Regions from separate parts of the Homo sapiens genome. Here region 2 is linked to region 1. Evidence: chromatin contacts called from ENCODE Hi-C or POLR2A ChIA-PET data. All regions are on one chromosome and are shown on one strand. The core of a region is the stretch at or near the end of the contact, and the rest is flanking DNA. Distances in the headings are between cores, read along the strand shown.

Evidence for each region. A loop is a pair of places that touch in the nucleus more often than their neighbours do. ChIA-PET counts read pairs that join two places held with the same protein, here RNA polymerase II (POLR2A). Pooled maps may share reads with other maps.
Region 2: a pooled map shows a loop between it and region 1 (8-fold over the local background). The contact joins two enhancer-like sites. A Hi-C loop is called at or near these places in 3 of 50 pooled maps. POLR2A ChIA-PET finds 5 or more read pairs at or near these places in 2 of 52 experiments (activated T-cell and naive thymus-derived CD8-positive, alpha-beta T cell).

What each region holds. Positions count from the first base shown.
Region 1 is chr3:177,298,693-177,304,421 of GRCh38, reverse strand. All of the region lies in intron 1 of LINC00501 (long intergenic non-protein coding RNA 501), which reads right to left. Among named protein-coding and RNA genes, the nearest start is that of LINC00501, 7.1 kb to the right of the region's middle. RefSeq lists an enhancer at 4,149-4,238. Within about 2 kb of position 4,166, at least 10 of the 41 ENCODE cell types and tissues checked have a DNase peak (open chromatin) inside an H3K27ac peak, as active enhancers do.
Region 2 is chr3:177,535,292-177,540,552 of GRCh38, reverse strand. LINC00578 (long intergenic non-protein coding RNA 578) reads right to left here. Exons shown (of 4, transcript NR_047568.1): 2 at 1,060-1,158. Among named protein-coding and RNA genes, the nearest start is that of LINC00578, 96 kb to the right of the region's middle. Within about 2 kb of position 1,357, at least 9 of the 41 ENCODE cell types and tissues checked have a DNase peak (open chromatin) inside an H3K27ac peak, as active enhancers do.

The sequences.
Region 1 (5,729 bases), core at 2,917-5,416:
GAATAAAAATAATGCTAATAAATTAAGGAAAAATAAAGGATCAAAATTCCAACTAATAATCGTTGGCTTCTCTGTGCTAGAGAAACTACAAATGCACCAGAAGCTGTGGTGAAAGATACAATAGTAGAAAAATTTCCACACTCTCACCCCAAGTGAAGGAAAAAAATCTGGATATGCAAATCGGTTCCAAGAAAATTGTATATAGAATGCTCAATATAGAAACTACCTTAGTTAGTAACCACTGAACATCAAGTACAAAGAAAGAATTCTTTAGATGTCCAGGAAAGCACATCGCCCACTGTAATGGTTAATTTTATGTGTCAACTTGACTGGGCCATGAGGTGCCCAAACATCTGCTCAAACATTATTCTGGGTGTGTCTGTCAAAATGTTTCTGGGTGAGATTCACATTTCAATTTATAGACCGAGTAAAGCAGATTGCACTCCCCAATGTAAATAATCAACTGAAGACATGACTAGAACAAAAAGGCTGAAGAAAAGAGAATTCTTTCTGCCTGGTTACAAGAGCTTTTCTAGCCTTGCGACTTGGTCTAAAACAATGGTTCTTCCTGGGTGTCAAGCATGCTAGCATTTAGACCGAACTATTAGAACCATCAGTTCTCTTGGTTCTCGGGACTCCAGATTCAGACTCAGACTGGCTCTCCTGGGACTCCAGCTTGCTGCCTCCAGGTCTTGAGATTTCTCAGCTTTCATAGTTGCATAAGCCAATTCCTTATAATAAATTACACACAGAGGCACACACATGCACATCCTATTGGTTCTGTTTCTCTGGAGAACCCTGACTAGCACATATATACAAAGGTGAAAAAAAATCAGACTGGCTTCCCAGGTATTCCTAGTAACATACAATGGCAGAAACTAGAGACACATTCACAAATTCTAATGAAAAGAAACGGTGGCCAGGCACGGTGGCTCACGCCTGTAATCACAGCACTTTGGGAGGCTGAGGAGGGTGGATCACCTAAGGTCAGGAGCTCGGGAACAGCCTGGTCAACGTGGTGAAACCCCGTTTCTACTAAAAATACAAAAATTAGCCGGGTGTGGTGGTGCGCCTGTAATCCCAGCTACTCAAGAGGCTGAGGTGGGAGAATTACTTGAACCTGGGAGGCGGAGGCTGCAGTGAGCCAAGATCGCACCACTGCACTCCAGCCTGGGCAACAAAGCAAGACCCCGTCTCAAAAAAATAATAATAATAATAAATAAGAAAAGAAACTGTGACTCCGGAGCACAGATTCAGTCATGGCATCTTTCTAGTATAAAGACCATAACAGATAGTTTTAAACATAAAAGAACTAGGAATATCACTGAAGTGCCCTTCTTGAAAAAATATGTGACAATGAAATCTAAACAAATAAAAGGTGAATCAAAGTAAAGATCAGAGAAGCTATGGTACAAAGACTGGTGGGGAACAACACTTCCACTTAAACCAAGAAGTTATACTAAAACAATGAAAACTATGATTACAGAAAGTAAACACTGTAAATCTGGATAACTTGAAAATAATATAACTAACAGCCAGTGAAGACGGGCAAAGAGAAGATGGAAGAGTATTAATGTTCACACTTTATACTACCTAAAATTGAGGGGAAAATATTTTTATTTTTAAAATTATTTATTTTATTTTATTTTATTTTATTTTTTTGAGACACAGTCTCACTTTGTCACCCAGGCTGGAGTGCAGTGGCACTATCTCGGCTCACTGCAACCTCCGCCTCCCAGGTTCAAGCAATTCTCCTGCCTCAGCCTCCTGAGTGGCTGGGATTACAGGCATGCACCACCACACCTGGCTAATTTTTGTATTTTTAGTAGAAATGGGGTTTCGCCATGTTGGCCAGGCTGGTCTTGAACTCCTGACTTCAGGTGATCCGCCCGCCTCGACTTCCCAAAGTGCTGAGATTATAGGGGTGAGCCACCACGCCCAGCTGGAAAATACTTTTAAATGTTCTTCACAACCTCTTTTATAACTTTAGAGGGATAATTTAGGAAATATTTCTTGGGGAGGAGAAACATTTTTTTTTGAAGTCCAACAATTCCTCCAGTTATGTTTCATTTTATTTTTCTTCTACTGAATTCAACAGTTTTTATTGAGAAACAGTACTTAGGCCATGATGACATTTTTATACAATATCACTATTTGAGTGCATGCATAGAAAGAGGCAAGTCCCTTCGGTGTTAACTGTGGCAGTGTCTAGGTGGTGGTATTTTAGGTGATTCACATTTACTTTTCATTTTTACTTTCCTAAATAGTTTGAATTTTTTTTTTTTTTTTTTTTTTTTGAGACGGAGTCTCGCTCTGTTGCCCAGGCTGGAGTGCAGTGGCATGATCTTGGCTCACTGCAACCTCCGCCTCCTGGTTTCAAGCGATTCTCCTGCCGCAGCCTCCCGAGTAGCTGGGACTACAGGCACACACCGCCACGCCCAGCTGATTTTTTGTATTTTAGTAGAGACAGGGTTTCACCATTGTTGCCCAGGCTGGTCTCGAACTCCTGAGCTCAGGCAATCCACCCGCCTCAGCCTCCCAAAGTTCTAGGATTACAGGCGTGAGCCACCGTGCCTGGCCAGTTTGAATTATTTTTTAAAACATTTAAGCGGTTTAAAAAAAAAAATGCTAGACACTAAAATGCAAATTACCTAATATATACCTAACCGTTCTTTGTTTTTCTAAAATAAATTTTCAATTTCTAAAAATATCAAGTTGCCCCCTAGCTATCTAATTGCTATCAAATATTTGATGCAGTGCTTACAAAAAAAATGATGCAAAATTATTTCATGCACCTTTGCCTGTACTCTCTCTCAATGGAAGAGAGCTAGAGAATCTTAGGAAGGAAGAAAGGAAAAAAATTGGCTGGGCACGTTGGCTCATGCCTATAATCCCAGCACTTTGGGAGGCCAAGGCAGGTGGATCACCTGAGGTCAGGAGTTCGAGACCAGCCTGACCAGTATGGTGAAACCCCGTATCTACTAACAATACAAAAATTAGCCAGGCATGGTGGTGTGTGCCTGTAGTCCCAGCTACTCAGGAGGCTGAGGCAGGAGAATCACTTGAACCCGGGAGGCAGAGGTTGCGGTGAGCCGAGATCATGCCACTGCACTCCAGCCTGGGTGACAAGAGTGAGACTCCGTCTCAACAAAAAAAAAGGAAAAAAAGTAAGCCTTTTACTTTCTCCCACTTGAAACATACATGACTGCAGTCCATTTTACCTCCAGAGTAAATAAGTAAAAATGACCCAGACATTATCTTAATGAGGCAGAATTCATATAAGTGTGGGCCATGGTAGCAGGTTTGAATACTGACTCTCATTTCTAGGTCTGAATAGAAACCTCGGTTTAAATACTGACCCTTTGAAATCTAGGCTTGAATATTGACTCTCATTTCCTGGCTGTGTGACCTTGGCAAGTTCTTCTTTCTGATTCCCAGGGCATATGGCCACAGAACATGGTACATGATGGCAAGAATTAAACAGACAACATGTGTAAATAAATTGGTACGTATTAGGTCTTTGGTAAATGGTAGCTATTATTATTTTCAAAATAATTATTTCATTAAATTGAAAGAAGGGACTTGGAAAGACAATCAAATTAGAAAACATTCTGGAAACCTCTCCAAAGGCAACTTTTCCCACTTCCACGGCATCTATTACCTTTTTCGTGTCTACGGCAGGAGTGTGAGGGCCCTTTCCAGGGGAGCTGAGAATGGACAGTTTCAACAATGAAAAGTGGTAGTAGAGTCTCTTTCCTTCTCGGTACTATGTAGACCAACACAAAGCCTGGCTCTTTCTGGACTCAAGTAGAAAGGAGGTCTCTGCTCATGATTTCATGGTATCAGCTTTGTAGCATGCATCTGGATTAATTTTTATGAGCCCTTAGAGTATATCATTTACCAAGTTGTACGTGCAAGCAGGTTGCCTGACTTCCCAGAAACTAGGTTCACGAGATAGTGCTGAGCCTTTCCGGGTGAATGAATGACCAGAATGCAAGACCCTCCTAGCCCTTCACTGAACCGTGGCTCTCGAGGGTGTAGTTCTGCATGTATCACTGGGCTGCAGAAATGCTTTCCAGTCCAGCTCACAGCGCTATGCACACAGCTCCTCCTTCTCCATCTGAGGAGGGCATTTATAGGGCACACACAGCTGTCCAAAGAGGAACAACTCCTTCAGCAGCGCACTTTAGGCTTGGCTTTTGTGAGAGAAGAATAAACATGAGCTTTGTGGAAGTTAAAGATAAGAAAATACTGCGTCCTGGCTACAGGTCCAAGTCCAATCTCTTACACTCACAGAGCCCATCCTTTGAGTCATCAGCACAGAGCTTACCAGTCCTTACCAGTAAGGGCATTCTCTCAAGAATCTCAGGCTCTAATTCTAATCCTGAGTTAGGCTAGACAGCACACTTGCCACCCCCCACTTTGGTGTCAGGAGCTGATGTGCCAAATGTATATCAGGTCCTTAATTGCTGGGATGATTTTTTCACATTCACTTTTGGATCTTTTTTATCTTTTTCTTTTTTTTTTGAGACAGAGTCTCGCTCTGTCTCTCAGGCTGGAGTGCAGTGGCATAATCTTGGCTCACTGCAACCTCTGCCTCCCAGGTTCAAGCAGTTCTCTGCCTCAGCCTCCCGAGTAGCTGGGATCACAGGCACCCACCACCACGCCTGGCTAATTTTTTGTATTTTTAGTAGAGACGGGGGTTTCACCATCTTGGCCAGGCTGGTCTTGAACTCCTGATCTCAAGTGATCCACCCTCCTTGGCCTCCCAAAGTGCTGGGATTACAGGCGTGAGCCACCGCACCCAGCCTGGATCTTTATCTTCTATTATTTTGAGAGGATGGAAAAGCAACGTACAAATGCACTTTATAGCACTCTATCAGGCACTCTGAAAAAAAATGTGAACTCTCAGGCCAGGCGCAGTGGCTCACGTCTGTAATCCCAGCACTTTGGGAGGCCTAGAGGGGCAGTTCACTTGAGCCCAGGAGTTTGAGACCAGCCTGGGCAGCATAGCAAGACCCCATCTCTATAAAAAAGAAAAAAGTTTTCTAAATAAAAATTATAAAGTAACTTAAGAGTATAGTTTGATTGTTTGTAAGCCAGGTGTGGTGGTTCACACTTGTAATCCCAGCACTTTGGGAGGCCGAGGCAGCTGGAGCACCTGAAGTCAGGAGTTCAAGACCAGCCAGGCCAATATGGTGAAACCCCATCTCTACTAAAAATACAAAAATTAGCCGAGTGTGGTGGCGCACACCTGTAATTCCAGCTACTTGGGAGGCTGAGGCAGGAGAATCACTTGAATCTAGGAGGCAGAGACTGCAGTGAGCCAAGATCTTGCCACTGCACTCCAGCCTAGGTGACAAAGTGAGACTCATTCTCAAAAAATAAATAAATAGGCAGGGCATGGTGGCTCACACCTGTAATCCCAGCACTTTGGGAGGCCGAGGCGAGCGGATCACCTGAGGTCAGGAGTTCGAGACCAGCCTGACCAACATGGAGAAACCCCATCTCTACTAAAAATACAAAATTAGCCAGACGTGGTAGCTCATGCCTGTAATCCCAGCTACTCGGGAGGTGAGGCAGGACAATCACTTGAACCCAGGAGGCAGAGGTTGCAGTGAGCCAAGATCACACCATTGCACTCTGGCCTGGGCAACAAGAGCGAAACTCCATCTCAAAAAATAAATAAATAATAAATAAAAATTTAAAAATAAAAAATAATAATTGGA
Region 2 (5,261 bases), core at 108-2,607, 240 kb before region 1:
ATTGTTTGAAATCACAGAAAGAATTCACAACCAGAGTATATATACCTGCTTCTTTGAATAAGTGCTTCTTCTCTTACAAGCACTGAATCTAAGATCTGAGGCTAAAGATGGGTGAAACTCTTCCTCATACTCTCTAGGGATAAAGTAGTGGCATTCTTCATGTAAAATGGACTCTCTCCATTGGCCCCATGTAGTATAATGTTCAGATTTACAAATTTGTATTTTATTCCCTCCAATGAATGCATAGCAATATATAATACAGATAGATCCAGTTAAAGACACTTTCAGACCCTGAGTGACTGAGTTTAAAAAGTCAAACACAGAAATTAGACAAATGATATATGTGAAGTAAAGAGAATTTGGAAGCATTGATCAACAAAGAGGATATATTAAATATAGAGATGAAGAAAAGTAACTTGAACTGAATGAAAGAACAATGAAAATGTTACACAACATTTTAAAAGAGGCACCAATGACAAACATTGGTTGAGTAAATAATTATCTTAGGGAAAAAGTCAGGAGAGCACCTTAATTAAATTACTTAATTTAATTAAAGAGTTTCATTAACTTATTAAAACCTTCAAAAATCCATGGGTTTCCTCTAACAAAGCCTGCTGAAGCCCACTGTGGGCGGGATGCTGTGCTCTCAGTGGAAGGGTAATGCCAGAGAAGAAGATGGAGGAGAACTGGGTTTGAGCCCCAGTGTTATCCTTTGCTGCAGGACTTTAAGCAAGGTGCTCAGCTTCTCTGGGTCTGGTTTCTACAACTGCAAGATGTGTGATTAGACTAGATTAAAAGTAGCAAACTGGAGATCAAAAGGCTGCTCTCCAAATGAACCATAACAAAAACATTTTGGAAACTACATAAAAATCAAGACTGCTGGATTTTCCTGAAAAGTTAGAGTAGCCCCTCACTTTGGTTAGCCTTACTGTACGCAATAATAGGCTGGAGCTGATTGTCTTTCTGCCAGGGGAAAGTATAGTTCCCTAGTGGTATGTGGAGTCAGCAAATGTCTGCTTACACAATTACACTTTGCCCTGCTTCACTCACTTAAATTACCTGCCCGGGCCTGGGAGCATTTACATTTGTACCACTGAATAGCTGTTCTCCATCATCCCATTTGGTCTTCAGACTCCATAATCCTTTAAAGCTCTGCACCTGGAATGAAAAATCCAGCACAGTGAATTCTCGTCTTACTCTCTAATTTCAATCATCCCACCAGTTGGAGAAAAGCACTTAGAGATTTGGATCTAGAAACTGAAACGTATGTACTGATGGTCTGAAAACTCTTTAAAAAATAAACTAACCACCTTCCACCCCTCACGTGTCACTGTGGTATTTACTTTAGCTTCCTGTTCATCCGCTTTGCTTCCTGTCCAAGTTGATTTCTGCTTTACAGTCAAATGTACAAAGACTTTCCATAGTAATCAATTTCAAAGCATAACATTAATCTTTTTCACTTGAACCAAACACTTCAGAAACCTAAAATGCTAACTTAATGAGAATAATACCTGGATGCCAAAGATGGAACCCTTGAAGCTTTTTAAACAACTAAAGGATTTCCTGCAAACACTAAATCTTGTCTCTTACCCCTTTTTAAACCACTTCCATAAAAGGAAATATATTCTATTTTGACCAGACCGAGCACAAACACAAGGTTAAAAATGTTTGCCTGACACTTTTCAATACCCCTGCTTTGAATGCAGCAGTTTGTTTTGCTGCCGTATTTCTTTCAAATGATGTGCTTTGTGAGAATTCTAGATTCATCAAAATACCTATAAGCAAAGTTTTTAGTAGAAAGCGTTAGCTAGCTGCTTGCATGCTTTTGAATGTGAGAGATTTTCCCATATGTTGCCATATCATTTAGATTATATCTAAGTGATGCCAAAAAACTGGAGGAAAAGAGGGAGATTCTATTATCTATGTTTTATCTGCAAGTCACCAAACAGATAGCTGTTTCAGATCACCCAGCTGTGTGGCAACATATAGCTAAAACATCTGGGTGATTAGCTGAATTACTCATTTTCATCAAGACATTTTGTTCTCCTATAGACAATATCTGAGCTGTACACATGGATGTGTACAGTATATGCGTGTGTTTACCTATGTACATGTGTCCCTAAGATGACAAATTTAAGCAATTGTTTTAGACACAAAATGCAGGGTGAGATCTCCCTTCATCTCCTGCTGGACGATTCTAACAACCAATGGCTCTTTTCCATCTATGCCTGCCAACCCTGAATCAGGCCAAGGAGCAAAGCTGGGAGGTCAACCCAGGCAAAGCCAGCAGAAAAGGGCTGTACTTCCCTTCTTTGCAATCCCAAGCCAAGAATTGCTGACCCTGAGTGTGCACACAAATTGCTGGTAGATGAGGCATTGGGGAATGCAGCAGGGGCGGGAAGAATCACAAAATAATAGAAAGCTACTATTTAAAATGTGCATATTCGGTACAAGGCTCTAGGCTAAATGTCTTTACCTGCATTGTCCCATTTGATTCTCACAATAACTCTTTAAGGCAAGAACTATTATTCTCACTCTCCTACTTTTTTTTCTTTGGTTTTTTGGTGGTGTTTGTTTGTGTTTTTTTGTTTTTTTTTTTTTTTTTTTTTACAAATGAGGAGACTCAGAAAAGTTAAGTAACAAGCAAGTGTCTGTATTTGAAGGCAAGTTTGTCTGACTTCCAAACACACCTCTTAGTAATGCAACTACACTGCTTAGTCTGGGTTGCAGGTGGCCACCCTCCTCAAAGTGACACTGGAGCACTTTCAAAGCATGTCATCCCAGGCTGAGATGATAGTCCTGGTTAAGCTCCCTCCCCACAAGATTATAAAGTAGAGTAATGGTGACAACTGCCCCTGTGCTGATCCAAAGCTTCACTACTGAAACCTTAGTTAATTCCCTAAAATCTTTGAGCAGGGTTCGGGAGGAAGAGGGAACCAAAGTTACGCAGTCTTCACAATAAAAATACATGCCATTTGAATCACTAAAGTGGGCAAGGTATAATTTATACTGTTATATTTCAAGCTGACTAGTTCCTGTATTTTCTAACAAGTCCAGTCTCAAACATTCTCTCTCTCATTGTCAATCTATCTATTTTGATTTGGGGTTTATAAAATTAGACTGCTGAACTCCCATGGTAGACTGTGACCTCATCTACCATCTTGGTATGTTACAGTTATTTGAGTTATGGATGGCTGCAATTATTTTATTAAATATATGCTCACTATAGCACTTTTAATATATGGCCATTAAATATTGTGCTTAAGGGGACACTTCTCCCGGAAAAAAAAAATGCATGTTTTTTATTCTTGGAATCTGGGCAGGAATGATATATCACATCATGGTACCATGAGGCAAACAATAGAAGATATTGAACACAGAAAACTTTTGAAACTAAACAAGCAAATAATTGTCATCCCAATTATTTCATTATGGCTGACAATAGAATGACACAAAAGACTGAGTGAGTGGCTCCCAGAATGGCATGACAATCATAAAAGACTCAAGACACAAAGAGACAGCAGAATTCATACAATATGCAGTGTACAGTAAAACCTTGTTATTCTGATCACAGATCTTTTTCCCCGAGTAGTATGTAATTCAAAACAATTCCCACTCCTCAACTGCCTAGACAGTCTTATTGTTAGTTTATTAAAATACGAGCTCATTTTAACCTGGCTAATTCAAGTCAAATTTTGCCAGCCCCTTACATGGTAACTAATGAGATTTTACTTCAACTCTGTTTCATCTCCTGGCCTCTGACTACTCCCAAATTAGTTTCACAAATGCAATTGTGCAGAGTAAAAGAAAACCACCATACTGAATGGTAATAACACATGTGGAAAAATATATGTTGAATAGCTGTTCTTTCATGACTTTCTGAGTTCTCTGCCCTTTTTAAAATTTCCCTTATGTTTATATATTAAACTATAATCTGAATGTACTCAAAGCATGTGATTTATAGAAAAAGAGAAGGAAAGAGAGGAAGAGAGATTTAAAGTTTTTCACTGCTAAGAAAAACCATTAGTATCTAATAATAATAATATATCATAATAATGCAATGTATTGGCACTGACTACATGCAAAAAAATTTTAAATATTTTATAGAGTCTTCACAGTAACCATAAATTCAGTACTATAAGCCTTCTTTTGTTGATGAAGAGAGGCACAGAAAGGTTAAGCAACTTGCCCCAGGCCATGAAGTTGTAAGTGGCCAGCGGCTGGACTCAGGGTGAACAGCAATTTAGGCCTCTGGTTAGGAGGACAAAGATGAGGCTGGCCAAGTCCACATGCTGAGCTCCATCTTCCTTCCTCCCACCTTCACTTGACTCTCCCAGCACCACCACCATCACAGGCCACGGAAAAGCTGAACCTCTAGATGACCTGTTTCATCCTCAATTTCCCGTACCCCAAAACATTAGAGAATTCCCAAATCCCCAAACAATAATGATCCCTTTTCCAGCCAGCACTTCAAGAACAGGAGAGAAGGGGCAAGCCCCCCTGAGTTCTGAGTCCCGCAGGTACCTCGGCCCCTCACTGCCAGCAGCCAGGGAATTTGTATTCTATTGGGCTGGTTGTTTCCAGCTGTCACAGTCTGCTCTAAAACCTGTGTTTGTTCTACTGCTAAGAATTTCAATGCCACCCCAATAACCCTTTTCCTCAGCATAATTTGGATAGGACACAAACTGTCAACACTACATGCCTGGGTTATTCCATGAGCATAGTGGATGCTCCGGTACCTGTTCATATTTCTCTCACCAGGTCAACATGCCCAGCTCCCAGCTTCTGTGGCTGTGGTCTGCAAAAGGCACACAGCTGTATCCATTGCAGAAGAATTGCATCCTGCCTAATGGGCCTGCCTCACCTTGGAAGTTAGGCCAGTGGCCAATGACTGACTACCTCAGACACAAAGCTGACCCCTTGCATTAAAGGGCCACCAACTTGATGGTGCAATTTGCTATCCAAAGCTCCCTAGAAGTCCAAGATAACGCTAGGCTCCAGCCGAAAACGCATCCTTCTTACCCTTCTTCCCCTGACCTCGTACTTCCCTCACTCCCCTTCTCCTGTGGGCACCTGCTTAATGAATCATGTATACCAGACTCCTGTCTCAGGCTCTGCTTCTAGAAACTAAGACAATCTCAATGCTCTCCCAAACCCAGGACTGTTCATTTCAGTCCTATCCTCTGACTCCAGAACATCCTTCCTCTAAGAACTTCCACTACTCTCAGGATCCTACATCATCTTCCTTCTATCTAGAAACT